Linked DNA regions of Homo sapiens: region 1 is linked to region 2. A link is an interaction called in ENCODE POLR2A ChIA-PET data of the cell type or tissue named here. Cell type or tissue: MCF 10A. All regions are shown on one strand. Each heading gives the region's core, and the rest is flanking DNA. Links, peaks and the distances in the headings are about the cores only. Region 1 has its middle 130 kb from the start of ALG10B. Region 2 has its middle 190 kb from the start of ALG10B.

Region 1 (5,388 bases), core at 304-5,303, 52 kb before region 2:
TTAGCATTTCTTGTAGGACATGTCTGGTGTTAATGAAATCCCTCAGTTTTTGTTTGTTGGGAAAAGTTCTTATTTTCCATTAAGTTTAAAGGACGTTTTTGCCATATACATTATTCTAAAGTAAAAGTCTTATTTTTCCTTTAGCTTTTTTAATATGTCATGCCATTCTCTCAGCCTGTAAATTTTCCCTTGAAAAGTCTGCTGTCAGATATATTGGAGTTCCACTGAATGTTATTTGTTTCTCTTCTCTCGCTGCTTTTAGAATCATTTATTTATCCTTAACTTTTGGGAGTTCAGTTAAGTGCCTTGAGGTAGTCTTTGGGCTAAATCTGCTTGATGTTCTGTAACTTTCTTGTACTCAAATGTTGATATCAAATGTTGGGGAATTGTTTAATATTATTTAACACTATTTCTTTAAATAAATATTTAACTCCTATTTCTTTTTCTACCTCTGCTTTAAGGCCAATAACTCTTAGATTTGCTATTTTGAGGCTATTTTTTAGATTTTGTAGGCATGCTTTATTTTTTATTCTTTTTTGTCTCCTCTGACTTTGTAGTTTCAAATAGTCTGACTTTAAGTTCACTAAATCTATCTTCCTCTTGATCAATGCTTTTAAGTAATTCTGATGCATTCTTCAGTATGACAATTGCATTTTAACTTCAAATTTTCTGCTTTATTCTTTTTATTTCAATCTTGTTGTTAAATTTATCTGATAGAATTTTGAATTTTTTCTCTGTGTTATATTGCATTTCTTTGAATTACCTCGACCAGCTATTTTGAATTTCCTTTATGAAAGGTCACATAATCTCTGTTTTTCCAGGATTTGTCCTTGGTGCCTTATTTAGCTTGTTTGGTGAGGTCGTGTTTTCCTGGATGGTCTTGATACTTGTAGATGTTCATCTATATCTGGGCATTGAAGAGTTGTCTCTTGTAGTCTTCAGAGTCTGGGCTTGTTTGTGCCCATTATTTTTGGGAATGCTTTCCAGGTATTCAAAGAGACTTGGGTCCCAAACACAATAACACAGTAGTTTATGCAAACATGTAGAGGTGCTGCCTTGGCGGCCTTGGATTAACATCAAGAAAAATTATCTTGATTTATCAAGTAGGGACTCTTGTTCTCTTCCCTTAATTTCTCTCAAACCAGCAGAGTCTCTCTTTCTGTGCTGAGGCATGAGGAGCTGGAGTTGGGGTAACATAAGCACCCCTGTGGCCACCACCACTGAGACTGTGCTGGTTCACACCTGAAGTAGGCACAGAACTTGGTCTCACCCAAGGCCCACTGTAACCACTACTTGGCTACCATATAAGTTTACTCAAAGCCCTAGGACTCCAGGATTAATAGATGGCAAAGTCAGCCAGATTTGTGTATCTGCCTATAGGGTGGCAAGTTCCCCTAGCCATGAGTGGGTCCATAGGTGCTAGGGAGCCAGAGATTAAAGTATAGAATCTTCAAAATTTACCTGATCTTCTATTTTACTGTAGCTAACCTGGCACTTAGGGCATAAAACAAAATATTTTCTACCCTTCCTTCCCCTGTCTGCAGGCAGAGGAGCCTCTTCTATGACTGCCAACACCACCAGCCCACGGGAGGGTTCTGCCAAATCATCATCAATTTCTCACTTAAAGCCCAAGGACTCTTTAGTTTGCTTGTGATAAATTCTGCAATGCCTGAGACTCGACCCTTGGCCCAGGGCAAGTGCAGAAATGCTGGCCAAGACCTTAGGTCTGGACTCAGGGGCTCTAAGAATCTGCTTGGTGCTCTACCCCACTGTGGCTAAGCTGGTATATGAGGTGCAACACAGAGTTCCCTTTACTTTCCCCCTGCTTTTCTCAAACAGAAGAAGTCTTTCACCATAGCTACCACAGCTGGAAATGTGCTGGGTCACACCTGAAGTTAGCACTTCTCAGAGCCCAATACCCATGGTGTATTACCTGGGTATCACTGTTTTTTATTCTGGGTACTGGGGTTCTTTAGTCAGCAGGTGATGAATTCTGCCAGGTCTTTACTGACATGGCAACACTGACTTTAATGTTAAGTCCTCCAGTCACTGTGCTCTCTCTCTCACAAATTCACAGGTTTCTCTGTGGCTTGTGGCTGCTGCTGGGTGGGGGGTGGGGTAATGGTGTTGTGAGCACTCCCTTAGCTGCTCTGGCTGGTGTCTCAGTAGGCCACATTCTCCCCACCCTCCACATTCCACTGGCTCCAAGCCCAGCTCCGCAGTATGGCTTGCTTAATAATGGAAGTCCTTGTGGCCTAGACTGCCCCTTAAGTTCTCTTAGGGTCCAATAGCACTTCAACTCATGATGGCAAGGCTTGTAAAGACTCAAGCTCCCAGCACCAAGATGGGAGATTTTCCTTTTGCTAGGGCCAATCAAAATTCTCCTCCTATTGGCAGATGTCAGCTGAGTACAATCTGGCTCTGCTTTTTACTGTGACAGGGTAGTACTGAGTTTATTGCAAAGCCTCAGAAACTGTGCTCTTCCTCTCCCAAACATACAATCTCTGCACCATGTGGTCACTACTGGTGGTTGAAAAAGAGGTGGCATCGGTGTTTCTAGGCTGTCATTTTTTTGTCTTCTCCAATGTCTTTTTCAGTGATATGAAGTTAATACCAGATACTGTGATTGCTCACCTAATTTTTGGTCCCTTTGACAGTGCTTCTTGAATATAGTAAGTTGTGAAAATATGGTGTTTTGACATGGGGGATGAGTGGTGTAGGCTTCTATTCTGCCTTCTTACTCTGTCTCTGCCTTAAATTTTCTAGATTCAGGGAGTATGTTTGTAGGTTTGTTACGTGGATATATTGTGTGATGCTGAGCTATGTGGGACATTGTTGATCCCATCACCACAGTATTGAGCATATATTGTGGGAATAATTGATCGTATCACCAAGGTAGTGAGCATAGTACCCATAGTTTCTCACCCCTGCCCTCCTCCTTCATCTAGTAGTTCTCAGTGTCTATTGTTGAAATCTTTATATTCATCAGTACTCCATGTTTAGAGCCCACTTACAGGCAAGAACATGTGGTACTTGGTTTTCTGTTCCTGTATTAATTTCCTTAGGATAATGGCCTCCAGATGCATCCATGTTGCTGCACAGGACATGATTGTATTTTTTTTAATGTGTGCATAGTATTTTATGGTGTTTATGTAGCACATATTTCTATCCAAATTATTGATTCACACATAATTTAATTCCATGCCTTCCCTAATGTGAATAGCAATATGATGAATATACAAGTGCACGTGGGGTTTCTTTTTGTAGAATTTTTAATTTTCTTTTTTTTTTTTTTAATTAAAAATATATATTTTAATTTGGATAATTCAACTATTGGTTAAGAGAGAGAAAAATCTATACATGTTGATTTGGAATAAAATCCAAAAGATGGAAAGTATAAAAGGCAAATTGATGGAAAAATACAATAGGAAAATATGATGTTTTCATTAAAAAAAAAAAAAAAAAACACTGTGTGTAGGTATTTATTTTAAAAGGGGGGAGCATTTTTAAAATACTCCAAGGGGCATAAACCAAAGTATTAGAACAGGTTATCTGGGTTTGTGCAAGAGTGATGATAGAACGGGACCAAAAATAGTATTTTTAATGTATGTACTTATGACTCATTTGAATTTGCCAAAACAGGTATATATTGTACAATATTTAAAACAATAATAAAAAATATTTAGAAAAAAACACAATTGAGGTCATAAAAAGTTATTTACATGAAAATTTGGGAAACATATTATAGCAGAAAGAAATATCAATGAAACTGGAAGGAAAATACTTGGACTCTAGGATGAATAATGCCCATAATGACAACTCGCATAGTCTTGACTTAAACTCTTCAATATGTAGGGATCACCAAGCCATGCTAGTATGTTAGAACTCCAGTCAAATTTCCTTTCATTGTTTAGGTAGTCAAGTTTCACATCATGAGGTTATAAACAGTTGAAATGTGTTTCCCACCATGTATGTCAAATGTAGAGTTGCCTCCAGGAATACTGAAGATGAGTCTAACAGAAAAGCCAGTCATTTTTAAAGAAGCTATTTTCTTTGAGGATTCGGCACTTACTATTTATTGAACTGTCCAGCTCCCTCATACTTAATTCCAATCTTGTGCCATATAATATTCCAAACTTTCAGGCAGGCTAGATATAAATCAGAAGTGAAATTGTAGTTAAATGGTACAGCCAGCTTGTTTCCATTTGGAGATAGTCCCTGACTGAAAAATGGGCTTCACAGTGTCATTTCAAAGATTTTGTTTCATTTTTTGCTTTGACAAGTAAGTGCAGAGATCAGAAATTGCAAATGCCATCCAGTATTTCAGCTGTACCGCTCTCAACCTGGCGAGTACACCAAAGCTGTTTTATATTGCTGTTGGGGGTGTCTAGGAGCAAGCATCTCAAAGGACATAATTTATTATAACTAAACAATTGTCTTTTCCTAGCAATGATTCCAGAATAGGAAATCTAAGAAGAAGTTTTGATCATGTCAATAATTGGCTCAAATAAAAGTATCATACAGGATATCAATAAAATGGAATGTTGAGTTTGCTTTCCTTTCCTTTTTTTCCCTCTCTCTTCCTCCCTTCCTTCCTTCTGGTTTGCTTATTTATTTTAGAATTGAACACAAGTGCTTATTTTATAATAATTTGGTAGTATATTGACTATTTTTTGATGTAATATTTTGTTGATTTTGAACTTTCAAAGCCAGGAAAGCAAATATTTCTTGGTTTTGCCTTCTAAAAGTTCCTTCTGCTGGCAGGAGCGAGGTACTGTGTAGATGAGTTTAATTTTCTTTTGAATATACACTAGGTAACAGAATTGCTGGTTTAATGGTACTTCTGTTTTAAATTCTGTGAAAAATCTCCAAACTTCTTTTCACAGTGGCTAAACTAATTTACATTCTCGCCACAGTGTGTAAGCATTTTATTTTCTCTGAAGTCTAACCAGAATTTGTTATTTTTTTACTTTTTAATAGTAGCCATACTGAATAATATGAGATGGTATCTTACATTGAATTGCATTTCCCTGATGATTAGTGATGTTGAACATTAAGAAAACCGTTCCATTAAAACATTGACAAGGGACATAAACAGCCACTTCTCAAAAGAAGACATACAAGTGGGATTCTTATTCTATCACAATAAGCTGCCTTTGTTTTGAAAAATACAAAATCAGACCATTTGAATATTCCCTTTATTTTAGTGATTGACAGTATGTTTCCCCTTCTCTATCTCTTTTCTCATTTGTGAATTATTTTTATGATCATTATGAATCCACTCAGCAGAGTAATCTCCATTCTTAATCTGTGTGAATTGTGCTGATGAGCTAGTCAGCTCTCTTAAAATCACCAGCAAAAGAGTTTTAAATTTCCCAGTTAGTAATA
Region 2 (5,388 bases), core at 110-5,109:
TTCTATTCTGGAGAATGTTTCTTGTGCTGATGAAAGAATGTGTTTTCTGCATCTGTTGGATGAAATGTTCTGTAAATATCTCTTTGTTAGTCTAAAATGCAGTAGTTTTTTTTTGTTTTTTTGAGACAGTCTCACTCTGTTGCCCAGGCTGGAGTGCAGTAGCACGATCTCGACTCACTGCCACCTCCACCTCCCAGGTTCAAGCAATTCTCATGCCTCAGTATCCCAAGTAGCTGGGATTAGAGATGTCCACCACACACCCAGCTAATTTTTGTATTTTTAGTAGAGACAGGGTTTTACCCTGTTGGCCAGGCTGGTCTCAAACTCCTGGCCTCAAGGGATCTGCCTGCCTCAGCCTCCCAAGGTGCTGGGACTACAGGTGTGAGCCACCGCATCCAGCCTAAAGGGCAGTATAAATCTAGTGTTTTGTTCTTGATTTTCTATCTAGACGATCTGTTCAGTGCTGAGAATGGGGTGTTGAATTCCCCAGCTATTGTATTGGTGTCTATGTCTCCCTTTAGATATAATAATGTTTGGTTTATATTATATATCTGGGTATTACTGTTTTGGGTGCATATATATTTAGAATTGTTATGTCCTCTTGCTGAATTGATCTCTTTATCATTATATAATAACCTTTGTCTTTTTTAAAATCATTTTTGACTTAAAGTCTCTTTCATCTGATACAAGTACAGCTACCCTGCTTGCTTTTGGTTTCTGTTTGCATGGAATATCCTTTTCCAGCCTTTCAGTCTATGTGTGTCTTTGCAGATGAAGTAAGTTTCTTGTAGGCAACCTCTAGTTGGGTCATGTTTTTCAATCCATTCAGCCAGTCTATGTATTTTAAGGAGATAAATTTAATCAGTTTACATGCAAGATTATTATTGATAGGCGAGGACTTCTGTCATTTTGTTAATTATTTTCTGTTTTTTATATATCCTTTGTTCCTTTCTTCCCCTCTTATTGTTCATCCTTGTAATTTGGTCATTTTCTGTAGTGATAAAGTTTGATTCTTTTCTCTTTTTCCTTTGTGTATGTGCTCTACCAGTGAGTTTTATACGTTTTTTGTGTGTTTTATTGATAGTAATTATCATTTCACTTCCAGATGTGGGACCCCCTTTAGCATTTCTTGTAAGGCTGGTCTAGTGCTGATGAATTCTGTCTGTTTTTGCTTGTCTGAGACATGTCACACATTTAGCTTCCCTGCTCTGTGGCGACAAGTAGAAACAGATCCCTGGTACCCTGCTTAAGTACTAAGCCAGCTAAACGTGAGCAGAAGAGAAAATCAAATCCTTCTATTTTTCCAGGGATTAGTTCATTCCCAGGATTGTAAATATTACATTTCACTTTTCATCTCACAGAGCTGTGAGATTAGAAGGTGAGCTAGGCAGCCTGCCAAGCAGCACATTATGATGTATACAACACAGTGAACTACTAAGGAAGTGTCTTTAAAGGCATTTACAGCACATAGCTTTTTTTTTCTTTTAATTTTGCTGCTCTTTATTTGTAGTAGTAGATAAGGAATTAAGAAAGCAAAAATAAGTACTTTAACTAGGTCTTTTGCCTTTGAAAGTAGCATTAGTAAAATCCTCTCTTCTTTTTTATTCTTATAAACTTCACCCAATTCACTCTGCTCCCCAGCTCATCTGTGTTCACTTGCTGTTCTTGCTGCTCTCAGTTTTTAAAAGCTTATTCCAAAATTACATGAAAGCAACCCCATTTTGACAAAATTTGAATTCTGGTAGGAATGTCTTACCATGAGGCTGTTGAGAGAGGCCCAGCAAGACTTCTTTACTTTTTATTTCAACCTCTCTCAGTTAAACCTACAATTTGGTAGATGATATAATTACTTCTGTTGGGCAGGTCTGTATCTCTTGCCTTGGAGAAATAACAGAGTCCAAAGTAGTCTCCTTATTCAAAGATGTTGCAAATGAAGGCTGTTTTGATCTTTATGTATTAGCATTTGGGTTTTAATCTTTCTGGGACTCCTGACAGAAAATTCCTTTAAATTTATTATATAATTCTAAGATATTGGACATATTCGTTTCAAGCATCTGTCAATATCCTTACTCTTTTCATTCTACTTCCCACTGCCCTCATTAGTCATGAGGTCCTACTGATTTTTTACTCCTAAGTATTTCTCAAATCTGTCTCCTAAGTATGTATTATTGGTTATATAACTCCACCTCCATTGTCACTGTGCTGCTTTAGACTATCTTTTCTTGTCTAGATCAGTGCCTGGCTTATATTATAAGCTTCATAAAGTTGGATCAATGAATGAATGATTCATAATCTGGACAACTGCACTCTAACACTTTTTTAAAAAAAAATCTTAGATTTATCTTCCATGTGAAAGCATCTATCTAAAATGCAAATCTTACTTTGATAATTTCCAGCTTAATAAACTTCTTAGATGGCTCCCAGGCATCCCCAAAACCATCTCTCATTTCACTGATCAAAAAAGTAAAATTTAACAATTTTTAAACTAAAAATATTGAACATTTCATTGGTCAAAAAACAAAAACAAAAGTGATCTCTGAGCATGCCTCACTCACACCCTGCCCTGCTCTGCACCCCTCTCCCACCCCCACCCTACAGGGACCACCCAATAACCTCTTCTTTGCTACATAACCCTTACCCTCCTTCTTTAAGACTCATACTTTCTCCTTGGAAACTTTTCCCCCCACTTCTTGGAAACAGTAGATTCTTTCTTGCTTATGGCTTTTTTTAATGACATCAGCCATTTAGAACTCATGATGTGCCCAGTCCCCACTATCTGCCTCTCCACAGATCTTGCTCAGATAATCCATCAGGATTTAGTCACAGATCCAAAGTAAGGAGCTAGAAGGGAGCTTCAGGCTTGGTCTTTTTCAGCTGAAGCTAGAAAACTAATCTATGCTGAACACAAAAAAGAAGCTGAGTAATAGCCAATCTATACATCCTATGAATAACTATTGCTTTTTTTGCCCCCAGCCAGTCTCTTCACAGTCCTCTCTCCTTCTTTACATTTCTTTTAAACACAGTATATTAACACAACACTGTGTGAGAACTGGGATTCAGAAAACCAAGATATAGGTCTCCACCAGCTATGCTATGAGTCAGCCATGAAAACTCTCTGGGCCTCATTGACTGAATCTGTAAGATATGAATTTATAAGGATTATATTCATTGAACTCTGAGATCCTGTCCATTTCTTACACCCTGATTGAAAGACCGTACAGAACCTCTAACTCAGATATTCTTAACTAGGCTTCTTGTATGGGAAGATGATGAAAGAACTTCAAGGGGATCATGAGCTCTTTAAATTCTATGTAAAATCCAGGGCCAGATGTGGTGGCTCATGCCTGTAATCCCAGCACTTTGGAAGGCAGAGATTGGTGAATTGCCTGAGTTCAGGAGTTCCAGACCAGCTTGGACAACATAGTGAAACCCCATTTCTATTAAAATACAAAATAATCAGCCGGGTGTGGTGGTGCATGCCTGTAGTCCCAGCTACTCAGGAGGTTGAGACACGAGAATTGCTTGAACCCTGGAGGTGGAGGAGGTCGCAGTGAGCTGAGATTGTGTCACTGCACTCAAGCCTGGGGACAAAGAGAAACTCTGTTATTGTGGGATGTGGCCAGCAGCCCACAATGCAACAGGGCTCTGTCTTTGTTCCCAGGAGGATCAGCAGGTCAAGAAATAGTAGACAAACACAAGATAGTGAAAGCTGGGTCCAGGATGGTCACCGCCTTCTTGTCCAGTGGTGCTGTCAATGCACTGGATATACCAGCATTTATTATGAAGTTTAGTGAGGGCAGAGGTAGGTTAGTGAGGGGTTTAGGGTCGTTTGATTATGAGGTGAAATGGTCACATGTGGATGAAGTAATTCTTTAACACAACATCTGTATGTAGAAGTACAATATACAGAGATAAGAATTTACAATATAGTGTGTGCATCAGTAATTTCTGACAGAACCTTAAAACAGAAACACAGTCTTTCCGTAATCTATCATTAGCAAGATATTAATCAGCAGTAACAGTTGCAGCAAAAGCTGGTTACAAACAATCCATAGAAACAGGACGTGAAGCTAGACAGCTGGTTAGACCAGAAATTATCAGAAGGGAGTATGCCTTAACCCTAAAGAGGCCTAGAAGAGACATGGCAAGATGAGGGCATTTATAGCTCTATCTTATCCATATGAACAGGTGCCCCTCATGCATCCATTTGTAGGCTCTCCACAAGAGTCGCATTCCATTCCCAGAGTTATGGACATCTGCTTTTCTGGGATAGGAATCTTGGTGATATGAAACCTCCATGACTGCACGTTCGTTCATAGGCTCTCTGCAGAAGGAAGCACATCATGCACTGTTGGCTCACTCTGGAAGTCCAACCTGGCATTGTCTTTACACAATCCAGCATGCAACTTTGTATTTACAATAATCAGGAGCATTTCGTCATTTATTCTGTAACATTTCATCTTTTATTCTATAGCATTTCATCTTTTATTCTGATTTAAATGAACCATAGCAATCATAACTTGGTGCTGATCATGACTGGATTGAAGAATATTTTTTTCAATTTTACTCATGAACAATAAACCAATAGCACAAATTATACAGAGAACAAAATTAACAATAGTGGATCCTCCCAATGATTTTACCCATTGAATGGGGTTGAGATTAGATAACCCCTCAGAGATACTGTCTAAAGCTTCAACACTTGGTAAAGCAGTTAAGTGTGCTTGAGAGGCCTCAAAAATCTGTTCTTTCAGCTTGCTTATGTCTAAACTTAAGTTATCTTCACTTTCTTGCAAATGACGTTTTATTGATTCCCAATTGTGAACAGACTCATTATATTGAAACAGAGTTATACAAAAATCAGAAGTATTCCAATCACATTGCATTGGTGATCTATGTTCTAAACTCATAATTCTATCTCCCATCCCTATAACAGTTTGTCTTAGATCATTAATTTGATTGGCCAATTTTTGATCAATACCTGACTGAGAATTCCACATCTGAGTAGATTTTTTTTTTGCCATTCATCCACAAAATGAACAGTTTGAATAGACTGATGTAATGCAACTCCAGCAGTAGCAGCAGTCACAGTAACAGCAATCAAGCCCATTATTACTGCAATTAATGTAAAAATAAATTGTTTACTCCTTTTAAGAATTTTCTGTAGAATATTATTAATAACATCTGTAGAAGGGGAAGATTCCCAAGGCCTATGTAAGGCTATGGGTATCCAAATACCTTCTCTGGCTCTCAATATTAAAATACTATGATGTTGATTAAAGGATGAGTCAATACAAGTATACAAGTAACAATTAACACATGTAATTATGTTGGTTTTTGAACTAATATGCATCTTTCCTACTAATAACATATATGGTGGTTTAACAC

What was found. ChIA-PET counts read pairs that join two places held together with the same protein. Peaks named below come from ENCODE experiments on the same cell type or tissue, not always from the same donor. Only the 100,000 strongest peaks of a DNase experiment are listed, where the experiment ranks them.
Region 1: POLR2A ChIA-PET joins it to region 2 with 5 read pairs; 3 of 35 experiments call an interaction of 5 or more read pairs at or near these places.

What each region holds. Positions count from the first base shown.
Region 1 is chr12:38,180,598-38,185,985 of GRCh38, reverse strand. No RefSeq gene overlaps it. Among named protein-coding and RNA genes, the nearest start is that of ALG10B, 130 kb to the left of the region's middle. In MCF 10A, for the core only: no CTCF peak of the experiment used is centred there; a DNase peak (open chromatin) is centred at 2,195.
Region 2 is chr12:38,128,342-38,133,729 of GRCh38, reverse strand. No RefSeq gene overlaps it. Among named protein-coding and RNA genes, the nearest start is that of ALG10B, 190 kb to the left of the region's middle. In MCF 10A, for the core only: no CTCF peak of the experiment used is centred there; no DNase peak of the experiment used is centred there.